2 separate regions of the Homo sapiens genome follow, and region 1 is linked to region 2. The links are chromatin contacts, found by Hi-C or POLR2A ChIA-PET in ENCODE. All regions are on one chromosome and are shown on one strand. The core of a region is the stretch at or near the end of the contact, and the rest is flanking DNA. Distances in the headings are between cores, read along the strand shown.

Evidence for each region. A loop is a pair of places that touch in the nucleus more often than their neighbours do. ChIA-PET counts read pairs that join two places held with the same protein, here RNA polymerase II (POLR2A).
Region 1: a map of IMR-90 shows a loop between it and region 2 (2.4-fold over the local background). The contact joins two enhancer-like sites. A Hi-C loop is called at or near these places in 1 of 168 maps with a recorded cell type or tissue (IMR-90) and 1 of 37 single-sample maps with no recorded cell type. POLR2A ChIA-PET finds 5 or more read pairs at or near these places in 2 of 52 experiments (H1 and MCF 10A).

What each region holds. Positions count from the first base shown.
Region 1 is chr14:96,088,041-96,093,367 of GRCh38, reverse strand. It overlaps C14orf132 (chromosome 14 open reading frame 132), which reads right to left. Exons shown (of 2, transcript NM_001252507.3): 2 at 1-5,327. Among named protein-coding and RNA genes, the nearest start is that of C14orf132, 51 kb to the right of the region's middle. RefSeq lists an enhancer at 1,026-1,195. Within about 2 kb of position 2,592, at least 3 of the 41 ENCODE cell types and tissues checked have a DNase peak (open chromatin) inside an H3K27ac peak, as active enhancers do.
Region 2 is chr14:95,545,231-95,550,487 of GRCh38, reverse strand. No RefSeq gene overlaps it. Among named protein-coding and RNA genes, the nearest start is that of GLRX5, 13 kb to the right of the region's middle. RefSeq lists an enhancer at 1,830-2,705 and a cis regulatory region at 4,379-4,669. Within about 2 kb of position 2,624, at least 4 of the 41 ENCODE cell types and tissues checked have a DNase peak (open chromatin) inside an H3K27ac peak, as active enhancers do.

The DNA.
Region 1 (5,327 bases), core at 1,343-3,842, 540 kb before region 2:
TTCCCCAAGCATACTCTTCATATGCATTGGTGAGGGGCCAGGTCCCTGGAGGTCCCAGAGACACAAAGTTAAGGGTAGGGAAAAGTTCAGCCCCACACTCCCATCCACTTTGTAGGGCTTTCTCCCTCCAGTCTGGGGGTCCCCACAAATGCCCAAGATGGTGGAAACAGTCACATGGATTTCTAAGAGACCACATGACATGCTGGGAGTTGCAGATCACTGTCCTCAGCTCGCATTATTTGAACGCAGGGCAGTGACCATGATCACTGCTGCTGCTCAGAAGAGCTTTAATTTACTCAATGACTCACAAATGGGGAAAAGTGGAAAGCATGCATAGTTTCAGAATCAGAGATAGGATGGCCAGCACAGGGTCCCCTGACCTCGGCACTATTGGCATTTTGGGGCTGGATAATTCTTATTTGTGGGGGGCTGCCCTGTGCATTGTAGGATGTTCGGTGGCATCCCTGGCCTCCACCCATGAGATACCAATAGCAGTCCCCACCAAGCTGTGAGAATCAAAAATGTCTCCAGACATTGCTGATGGCCCCCAGCCCTTCCTTGAGAACGACTGGCCTCATGAAAGCCACCACTAAGTCTCCTAGTGAAAACTCGATAGTTAGGTGTCCTGGGCTCAAGACCCCTGTCTCCTGAAAAGCTCCACCTGGCAACACTCTCAAGCCTCTCAGAGATTCATTTTCCTCAAGTTAAAAGGTTGGAAGCTCCCTTCTGCCAGCATATAGAGCCCTTGTCAGAACCATCTGCATTGTTGGGACAACGCTTCGAACGGCAAACGCAGTAATGGTGTGGTTCTTTAAGAAACTGGGAGAAAGACAGCCAGTGAGACAGATACAGGGGACACAGGGGTGTTGCTCAGCCACGTGGATGGGGCTCGGTGTGGAATGGGCTCTGATTCCCCCAATAATCGAGGCCTGCAAATTCCCTGCAAATATGCTGTGCACATCTGTCAGGATTTATTTCCAAGGCAGAATGGGGCTCAAACCTCCTCTTGGGGAGGCAGGAAATCAGCTTGAAAAAGGACCCAAGAGCAGATGACAGCCTTGCCAAATGTCTGGATGGAGCCATCCGGGCAGGCGCGAGGCTGCCGCCACGGTCAAAAGACCAGCATCCAGAATCCCCCGGGGACCGCACCACCTACGCAGCCTCTCCGAGGACCAATGTCCACGTCATTCTCTGCTCTTTTCTATCTTGATAATAAATGCATGACTTCTACAGTGACTCAGAACACATCATACACTTTTATTTCAGAATTTATGGCGTCCATTTTGTGTACTTTTTGGCTCTTCCATTCTGCTTCTGGCAGTAACTGTTTTCTCGCTCCAGGGAGTCTTTGATCGTCTTCAGTCATGAAGATTTGCATTGTTTTGTCCTTTGTCACTTTCCCTCTTCCTCAAAAAGAAACCCAGTAAATGCTCAAGGTCTGAGCTCAGAAGGACGCGCTGGGAATGAGAAGGTGCTGTGATAATTCTGGTTATCCAGATTTTTCAGAGAGGTCCCTTTTCCTGCTTGGAAGCTGTGGGCTCTGTCCTCTGGGTTCTCAGTACTCAGTTCAACCACCTTCTCCTCCATCCCTCTCCGTGAGTGACCATGGTCAGGGGCCTGTGGAGTGGGCCAGGGTGGGTGGGGCTGGGGCAGGTGAACATAGAACATTCAGGATCTGGCTGTTCCCTTTGGCTCCCTGAGCAGAACTCCCTGGGCCTCCCTGTCATAGCAGCTCAGCCCAACCCTGGCACTTGCTCGGGGACAATCACTGGGCATCTGCCAGGACGAAGCAAAGCGGGCCGATGGCAGCTGCAGGGAGCACAACCCACCTCGGGGCTGGGGCAGGTAATCCCGGGCAAGCCCTTTGCTTCCCACTGAACGCACAACGTGCTGGACCACGGACCCCTGGGCCAGGAGCCCAGACACTTGTCAGCTCTCCACTAATTTTCCACACGGCCTCAGCTGCTCTCCCCGAAAAATTAAAGGTCTCGATTAGATGCTCTCTAAAGCCTCTTATCACTGTGAGGTTCTGGAACTGATAAATCCCTGTGCACTGCCGCCTGCCCCTTTCCTGGACTTACACTTGAATGTGGCAATCTGGCTATAAGCTCTTCAGGACCAAATCTCAACCCCAGCCTCCGAGGCCTCATATCCCGAGATGGTCCATCCCAGGGGGATCACCCTGGTGGGCATGATGCAGGGTGCCTCTAGAGCTGACAGAACTGGGTCTGAATCACAGCTCCTTAGCTGTGAGCGTTCAGCCCTGGCCTCAGTTTTCTCCACAGAAAAATGCGACAGTAATTAACGTGCATCTCTCTGCATCCTCATTCCTGCCCCCAGGGGCAATTTGAGAAGTAAATGAGACACAAATAGAGCAACAAAAAGATGTGCAAAACTGGCACCGGTAAGAATAATAACTGGGAATAATATTACTGCTAATAATGAAGGCAGATGATGCTTCTGAAGAAGGAAAGTGCCATTTGTCTTGCAGGGATCAGGCAGCAGTGCTGACAACAGACAGACTCCACTGAGCCTCTTCGGTCTCCAGGGACCCACTTCAGGAGACGCCAGAGTGGTCTGGCCAGCCTCCAAGCCTTCCAGCTGAACCGGGGCTGGAAAAGCATCTGCTGCCTTTCCAGCGAAATGCTGCTGCCCCTCCTCCCATCCTTTCTCCCTCAGATCCTGGGGGATCTGAAAGGAGCGAGAATCATTTCTCTCTGGGGGGTAGAGTGGAGCAGGGAGTCTTATTTGCCTCTTGACCTTGATTTCATGGGAAAGGGGAAGGACAGCATTGGCTTGGAGTAGGAAGAGCTGCGCCATCATCCTGCCTGGGTCCCTGGAAGCACAAGTCCTCTTAAGACAGGCCTGGCTACAGCGGCGTCTGGCCTCTTCTCAAAGACCTTCAGTGGTGGCCACTCACAACCTCACAAAGCAGTAAGTTGCTCTTTTTTTTTTTCTTTTCTTTTTTTTTTTTTTTGAGACAGAGTCTCGTTCTGTTGCCCAGGCTGGAGTGCAGTGGCACAATCTCAGCTCACTGCAGCCTCCGCCTCCTGGTTCAAGCAATTCTCCTGTGTCAGCCTCCTGAGTAGCTGGGATTACAGGCACATGCCACAATGTCTGGTTAATTTTTGTATTTTTTGTAGAGACAGGGTTTCACCATGTTGGCCAGGCTGGTCTTGAACTCCTGTCCCTGCCCGCCTCGGCCTCCCAAAGTGCCGGGATTACGGGTGTGAGTCACTGCACCCAGCCTAAGTTGCTCTTTTGAATCACCTAATTGCTTGTAGAGGAGCAATGGAGGGGCACACAGAGGGGTAAGCACAGAGAACATTCCAGAAAATGCAGGACCCTTTCTCTGAGGCACAGCTATGTAACAGGCAACCCCACCCAGGGAGAAGCCAGTACAGAGGCCCCAGCTAGAGTCTGAATGAGGACGATCCCTCTCCCCTGTCCTGGGGAGCCTGGGGTCACCTTGCAGAACAAGATGGTCCCAGGACTCTGACTCTGCACTTCTGGCTGTAGTGAGCCTCTTTCTACGTGTGGGTGCTTCTGCTGGGCTCCTGGGTGTTGGCCAGGGAGGGTCCCCTTCTGCCTGCATCCCAAGAAAACCAGTCTCTGGGAGCTTCACCGGGGCCTTCCAAGGAGACTTGAGTTCAGTCTTAAAGAAGGGGGCAGGCCTTGGGGACCGGCACCCCTGAAATCTGGGCAGAGAGAGAGCAGTGGGCGGGAGGTTGAGCATGTTCCACTCTGAGGACAGTCAGGGACCTGTGGAAGCCAGAGCTGGCCCAGGCCACACCATGACGGGCATCTTGAGAAACAGCCTCTGCAGATTCAGGGCCTTGTGTAAATGTGCCCTGGAGGTGCCACCCAGTCACAGAAGGCAGTACAGTGTGGCAGAAGGCAGTACAGTCTGGCTCTAGAGCCCAACTTCCCAGATTCAAATCCTAGCTCATCACTTTCATGCTGTGTGACCTCAGGAAGGCAACTTCACTCCTCTGAGCCTCTGGTTCCTCATCTGTGCACTGGGGCGATGATGCTGTGTGGTGATTGTAAGGAGTTAGTGTGCATGCAAGTCTAGTGGCACCTGGACACAAAACTTAAGCAGTGAGGACCGGCATCTTTTTCCCCTTTCCAAACTGCTAAGACGGACCCCGGCTGAGGCAGGAGGGAGAGTGCAGCTCGCTGTGGCCAGAAATCCAGCCTTTGCTCCTTAATCAGACACTAATGGGCATATCTATCTTCATTGTTATTTGAGAGATGCTGGTAAAAAAAAAGCTGATGAAGAAACCACAGGAGACCAAGATGGGGCAACCCCGAGGAAGTCACTGTAATCTGCAATGCAGAGTGGTCGAGGCCTCCAATGCCCTGGACCATCTACTGCTCTGACACTGAAAAGGGAGAGAGGCTTGAAAACTGAATTTAACCGACATTTATGTTAGGGCTGGAGGCTGAGGGGCCTCCATAGGGAAAACTGCAGCCAGAAGCACCCGGTGCCTGGGATGCTGGAGTCCTCTTCAGGGCTAGAAGCCATCCTTTTTCCTCCTGCCTTCTCCTCCCTTCACCGCAGCAAACACAGAACCCTGTCTCCCGACTGCCATCTCCATGGGCCATTTGGAGGCCAGGGAGCTGCCTCCTGTATCTTTACAGGGGTCAGGCCCTCCTAGGGATGTGGGGCCAGAGGGAAGATTTGAGCATGTGGGGCAGAGTGACTCCATGAGGACGTCAAGCAACCCCGCCATGGCTCTGGGCTTCTCGCCTTGGGTTTTCTCATGGAGACATCCATCTGTTAAAGATCTTGCTTATGGGGCAGACCTGGGGTTTGATGGAGAGAGACTTGCTGGAGACAGAGCCATTCACGCACACCGCGGCTAACTCCCCAGCCCAGCCTCCACCCTGCCAGTGATTCCAGGAATTCCAGACAGGTGGTCCATGTCCCTTCTCCCTCATTGTCAAGGGTCAGGTTCTTTTGCACTCGTGACCTCCCCTTAAGCTGATGCACTGGCAGATGATATACGGTGGCAGTGACAGATGTGATCGGTAAGAACTGGCAGCCATGAGCAGGCACTGTCTGGAGCCAGGCTAGTAATCCTATTAACATGGCGGCTTCCAGGGAAGAGTGCCGCTTCTGGACAACTAAGATGTCCCTTTGCCTGTCATCAAGAACACTCATTTCTCCTGAGACCACAGCGGCAAGTCCAGCTTTCTTGTAATTGTCTCTAAATATACACGAGAGCTTCCTAACCAGCTTTTTAAGTTTCTCCACTACAGAGGGTGTTATTGACACAATTCTTCTGTTTTTGCAGTGTATAAAGTGAGGAGAAAGCCTCTCT
Region 2 (5,257 bases), core at 1,375-3,874:
GAAGTGCAGGGAAAGACCAGCAGACCGCGGGAACTCGCTCGTAAAGCACTTTGTTTACTTCCTGCTGTCTGGAATTTCAGAGTGAAGTCCAGTGGGACCTCTGGCCTGGCCACCTGTCCGCACAACACACGGGGCCCAGGAGGCTTTCCCTGGCATCATTTGCAAGGAGGCATCATTTGCATTCACCTTCCATTTGTCTGACCTCAGAGGTGGGACCCTCTGCTTCCTTCACATACTTGATAGTGGATGGCCAGGGGCAACTTCCAAAATTCCTGGCCTCCCTGGCTCTTTCAACAGGCAACTGAAGCTCAAATTCAGTTCTTCTCAGGGCTGCAGGGCGAACACTCTGGACACCACAGCCAGAGCTGCACTAAGCGGCTGCACTCACTGAGCCGGCCCTCCGAAGGGTGCTACAATATGGATCTGATCACAGCTCAAATTCCACCAGGTAGTGACCTTGGACAAGTAACCTGACCCCCTCCCAGTCTCTGTGTCATCATCTGAAAGGAAGAGAGAATATCCCACATTTGCAGATCTTTGGTGAGAAACAAATTACGGATCTAAATGCTCAATAATTGTTTGACCCTTCCCCCTGTCTGCTTATACCAAGTAAGCATCCACCATAAAATCCAGGCAGCCAGGTGTATTAGTCTCCTTTTGCCGCTGTAACAAATGACAAGCTTAGTGGCTTAACACCAATTTTTAATCTTACAGGGCAGGAGGTCAGAAGTCTAAAATGACTTTCACTGGGCTAAAATCATGGCCTGTGTTCTTTCTGGAGACTCCAGGGGAGAATCCGTTTCCTTGGCTTTTCCAGCTCTAGAGACTGCCTGCGATCTTTGGCCTGTGGCCCCTTCCGCCCTCTTCAGAGTACATCACTCCAACCTCTGCTTCCCTCCTGCCCAGGACACCTGTGATTACATTAAGCCCACCCAGGTGATCCAAGACAATCTCTCTATCTCAAGATCCTGAACTTAAACACAGCTTAAACTTACCCCAGGTAACACAGTCACACATTCCAGGGATTAGGACATGGACATCCCACCACACTTTGTACGAAGTGCACCTGAACTGAAGTAACTTAGTCAGGTGTAACTGACACTGCCCCTTGCCCTCTGCTCTCCCAAGAATCATTTTAAGGAGACTTTACTAAGGAATCATGGAAAAAAGTTAAAAAACAACTTAAAGGCCAGGCGCGGTGGCTCATGCCTGTAATCCCAGGGCTTTGGGAGGCCCAGGCGGGTGGATCACGAGGTCAGGAGTTTGAGACCAGCCTAGCCAACATGGTGAAACCCCGTCTCTACTAAAAATACAAAAAATTAGCTGGGCATGGTGGCAGGTGCCTGTAATCCCAGCTACTCAGGAGGCTGAGGCAGGAGAATAGCTTGAACTCAGGAGGCAGAGGCTGCAGTGAGCCGAGACCGCGCCATTGCACTCCAGCCTGGGTAACAGAGAGAGACTCCATCTCAAAAACAAACAAAAAACAAAAGAATTTAAGAAGCCAGAATAACAGGAAGTGTGCTGCTAGTTTCCCAGGATTACAATTTACTTGTAAATGTACTGAAGAACTCTGAAGTTCTCCTTGAGATTTGAAATATTTTAATACCTATGTCAGACTCTGACAGCACCCTAACGCCCCCAAGATCAGGGCAAGGGGTGAGGGGTATCTGACACCCAGCTGAAGTCTCAGCCTCTGCCCAGCCTGGGTCTGGAGCCAGAAGAGGTCCCCATAGACTCGGGCTCAGCATGGCCTCCCCAGGAAGGTTGCTTCATCGGTGGTGGTGATGATCAAAGCTGATAGCTTGCTCAGGACTAGTGAAGACACATCAATAATCTGGAAATACTTTCCATATTTGCTCACCAAATTTCCTAGGAACCGGCGAACATTTCTACCTCCTTTTTCTGGCAAAACGAATCCCTGTGAAAATGGCTAATGAGGTACAGTAGAACCCAGTGTCACAATCCTTGCTACTGCTAAATTAGAATTAGCTCAAGGTTAAACTGCATTCTTTGAAGCATAACTCAACACAATAACTGTCTAACATATCGGTTCAGAAAAGACTCTCCACTTTGGTATGAAATAGAAGCAGTATTTTTAAAAATAAAACTCGGTGGCAGTAAGTCAAACTATAATCGTAGGAAAGATACTTTACAGGGAATTCTTTCTGGCTGAAGGCCCTGCCGTCCCCTAGGGCTGCTGGGCAGTCCACTGATAGATCATCACAAGGATTAGATCTGTCCTTTGCCTTCAACAATGAGTCTCTATGTTCCAGGGGCAACCAAACATGAACGATGTTGTGTTCATCAGCCTGTCCTTCTCTGCTCCCTTAAACCCTCCGAACGGTGGTGGATACCACAGCGCGGTACCAAGTCCAGGTGTAATCCAACATTAACTGTCAAGGTCAACTTACAGTGAGAGCTCATTATGAGCCATGGTCTCGACAGGGTGCTGTCATCTAAGCTTGTAACACGCCTGAGGTCGGTGGCATCTGCTATTTGCCCACTTAAGCAGGAAGGGAGGTTACTAAGTCGTCTGAGGTCAGTAGCACACCCAGCAAGTGCTGGGATGCAAACCCAGGGAGGGTGACTTGAGTCCCGGCTCTTAGCTACTGCGGTGTTGCGAGGCTGTAACCTGTAATAGCCTAACATTTCTTGTGACTAATCCAAAAGGAATGAAGAAAGGAAATTCTTCACTCTTTTCTAAATGTATTTTTTGGGGCACTCTGTATGCTGGCCAGAGGGGATCTGAATAAAGCCAAGTAACAGGCAGTTAGGTCCTGGAGTGATGAACAAAGAACAGGGCTGTAGAGTGGATTAAAGGGTCTGTTCCGTCTGGGGTCAGGGAAGGCTTTCTGGGATAGGAGAGACTTCACTGTGACACAACCGGGTGCCCCGGGAGGTTCACAAGGAGGAGAATAACATGGCTATTCTGACTGAATCCAGGATAGGGATCTTTGAGGTGAGGTGCACCTTCAGTGGCATCTCTGCCCTAAGGGAGACTCTGCCCTCAGCTCACCTGCACTGGGCTCCCAGGGCAACCGCCAAGAAAACAATGCTCCCCTCACGCAAAATGCCCACATAGCTTTCAGACCTAAAGTGATGCTACTCTCAGGAAATAAGACAGGAATGTGGCTTTACAAGAGTCCACCTGGTCACCCCATGCGTCTCTGTAAGCCCCTGGACCTTAAAATGGCTTTTCTCTTCACCATTCCTCTGCTCTGCTTCATAGTAGCTATTATATGGTTCTTAGGCACAATTTAAAGCTGCTTTTTAGATTTACTAAACAATTCTTAAGTGGAATGTTAAATTTTTAAAACAATCAGTGTTTTGTGTGGCCATCCCCTAATATATATCTTTTCCTGTCGGTGGCTCTCAGGAACCCACATGAAAGCTTTCTCACCTCACATTTAAATTTGTTTCTGCTGGGCGCAGTGGCTCATGCCTGTAATCTTAACACTTTGGGAGGCCAGAGTGGGAGGATCGCTTGAGCCAGGAGTTCAAGACCAGCTTGGGCAACACAGAGACCCTGTCTCTAAAAAATAAAAAAATTAGCCAGGTGTTGTGGTGCACATCTGAAGTCTCAGCTATTCAGGAGGCTGAGTGGGAAGGATTGCTTAAGCCCAGGAGGTCAAGGCTGCAGTGAGCCATAATCAGGCCACTGCACGCCAGCATGGGCAACAGAGCAAGACCCTTTTTCAATCAATCAATCAATCAATCAATCAATCAATCTGCACCAATGAAACCTTGCCGACACAAGTCATTCCTCTACCCTTAGCACAGTCCCTCCTGTCACAAACAAGGGACCTGATTTCTCAAAATATAATTTATGTCAAAATATCTAAGTAAACCTAACAAATGTAACAAGAATTCTCTCTTAAGCTGGCTGCTATGGCTTGAAAAGTTAAAGGAAAGCTTCGGTTCCCAGATTCTACACAAGTGAATTAAACACTGCCAACAAAACGAAACCCAACTTAAAAGTTATCTTCTGTCCTAAGATATCTCTAAAACTCATAGCTTAATGAAGCAGAATGCCATTTATGTAACTACCAATCCATGAAAAAAATAAAAACTACCTGAAATCATAAAATGTTTAATCTTCTAAAATAACTTGATTTCTAAGGGTCTAATCACACAGACCCTGAAGCTATGACAAATATCCAATATAATCACACTAATACAGGCCTAATGTATTTTAAATAGGTGCATTTAAACCCGAGAAGCAGTCCTTGCATTTTAAATAGGTGCGTGATACTGCTGTTTGCACAAGGAACCTCTGTGTCTCTGCTCTAATTCTCACAGTGAATTCTAATTATGCAGACCATCAAAATTATTCAGACTTACACTAGATAGCATCTTCAATTTTCTACTTGGTAGAGATTTGTTAGGCATATAGAAAAAAATTATTAATTAACTCTGAGAAAGAAGACTTACATTCCTCGTAGAGCCCAGTGATTCCTTCAACTTATAAGTTCCCTAGTGACTTTGATATGATCTCACTATGACTCATAAGCATGAGTCAAATTATTCACTTGGCAGCCTTTTCCTAGCTCCAATCATATTCTAGAGAGGTTTCTTACATTGATGCTTCCCATCAATAAGTTTCTCATCATTTCGCTTTTCAGATGAAACCTAAGGGCACACAGGCAGATTCAAGGAAAAGCCAAAAGAAGCAAAATTGTGAAAACGTATCACACTCCTCACTAGATGTGATGGCAAGGGACAATTTTGCAGACCCGGCCTCTGGTCCACGGCCTGTATCCATCCAGAGGCAGTATGAAGTGACTTATTCATGGTGACTCTGTCTACAGGGCAAGGTAGATCCTTCTAGTGCTCCTGCTTCCCTCATTTCTAAACCAAATGGCTCAAATGGATGTGTTTTAACCTCCTCTTAGATCCTAAGGTCCCTTAGCTTACAGAAGACATAAAGGTATCATGGGATGTAGCAGACAATTAATGTAATAACCTTTTTCTGAGAATAATCTATTTTTCTTTTCTCTAACACGGTGAGGTGGGTGACTGCTGAGGAGCAGTGCTCTAATCTGATGGGGCAGTCCCCAGGGTGGGGGCGTGGGGCTACAGCTTTCCTTCCCCTTCCAAAACCTCTGGGGAAGGGGAGCAGGGGCAACTCCATCAGTTCTAGCCTGACCTCATGGAGGAAGTCTGTTTTTAGAGTATTCTCGAGAGGAACTCAAGGAGATTAAATAAGCAACGAAGAACAAGCCTCTAGAATAGCTCTGGGGAAAAGAGCCGTTCTGTC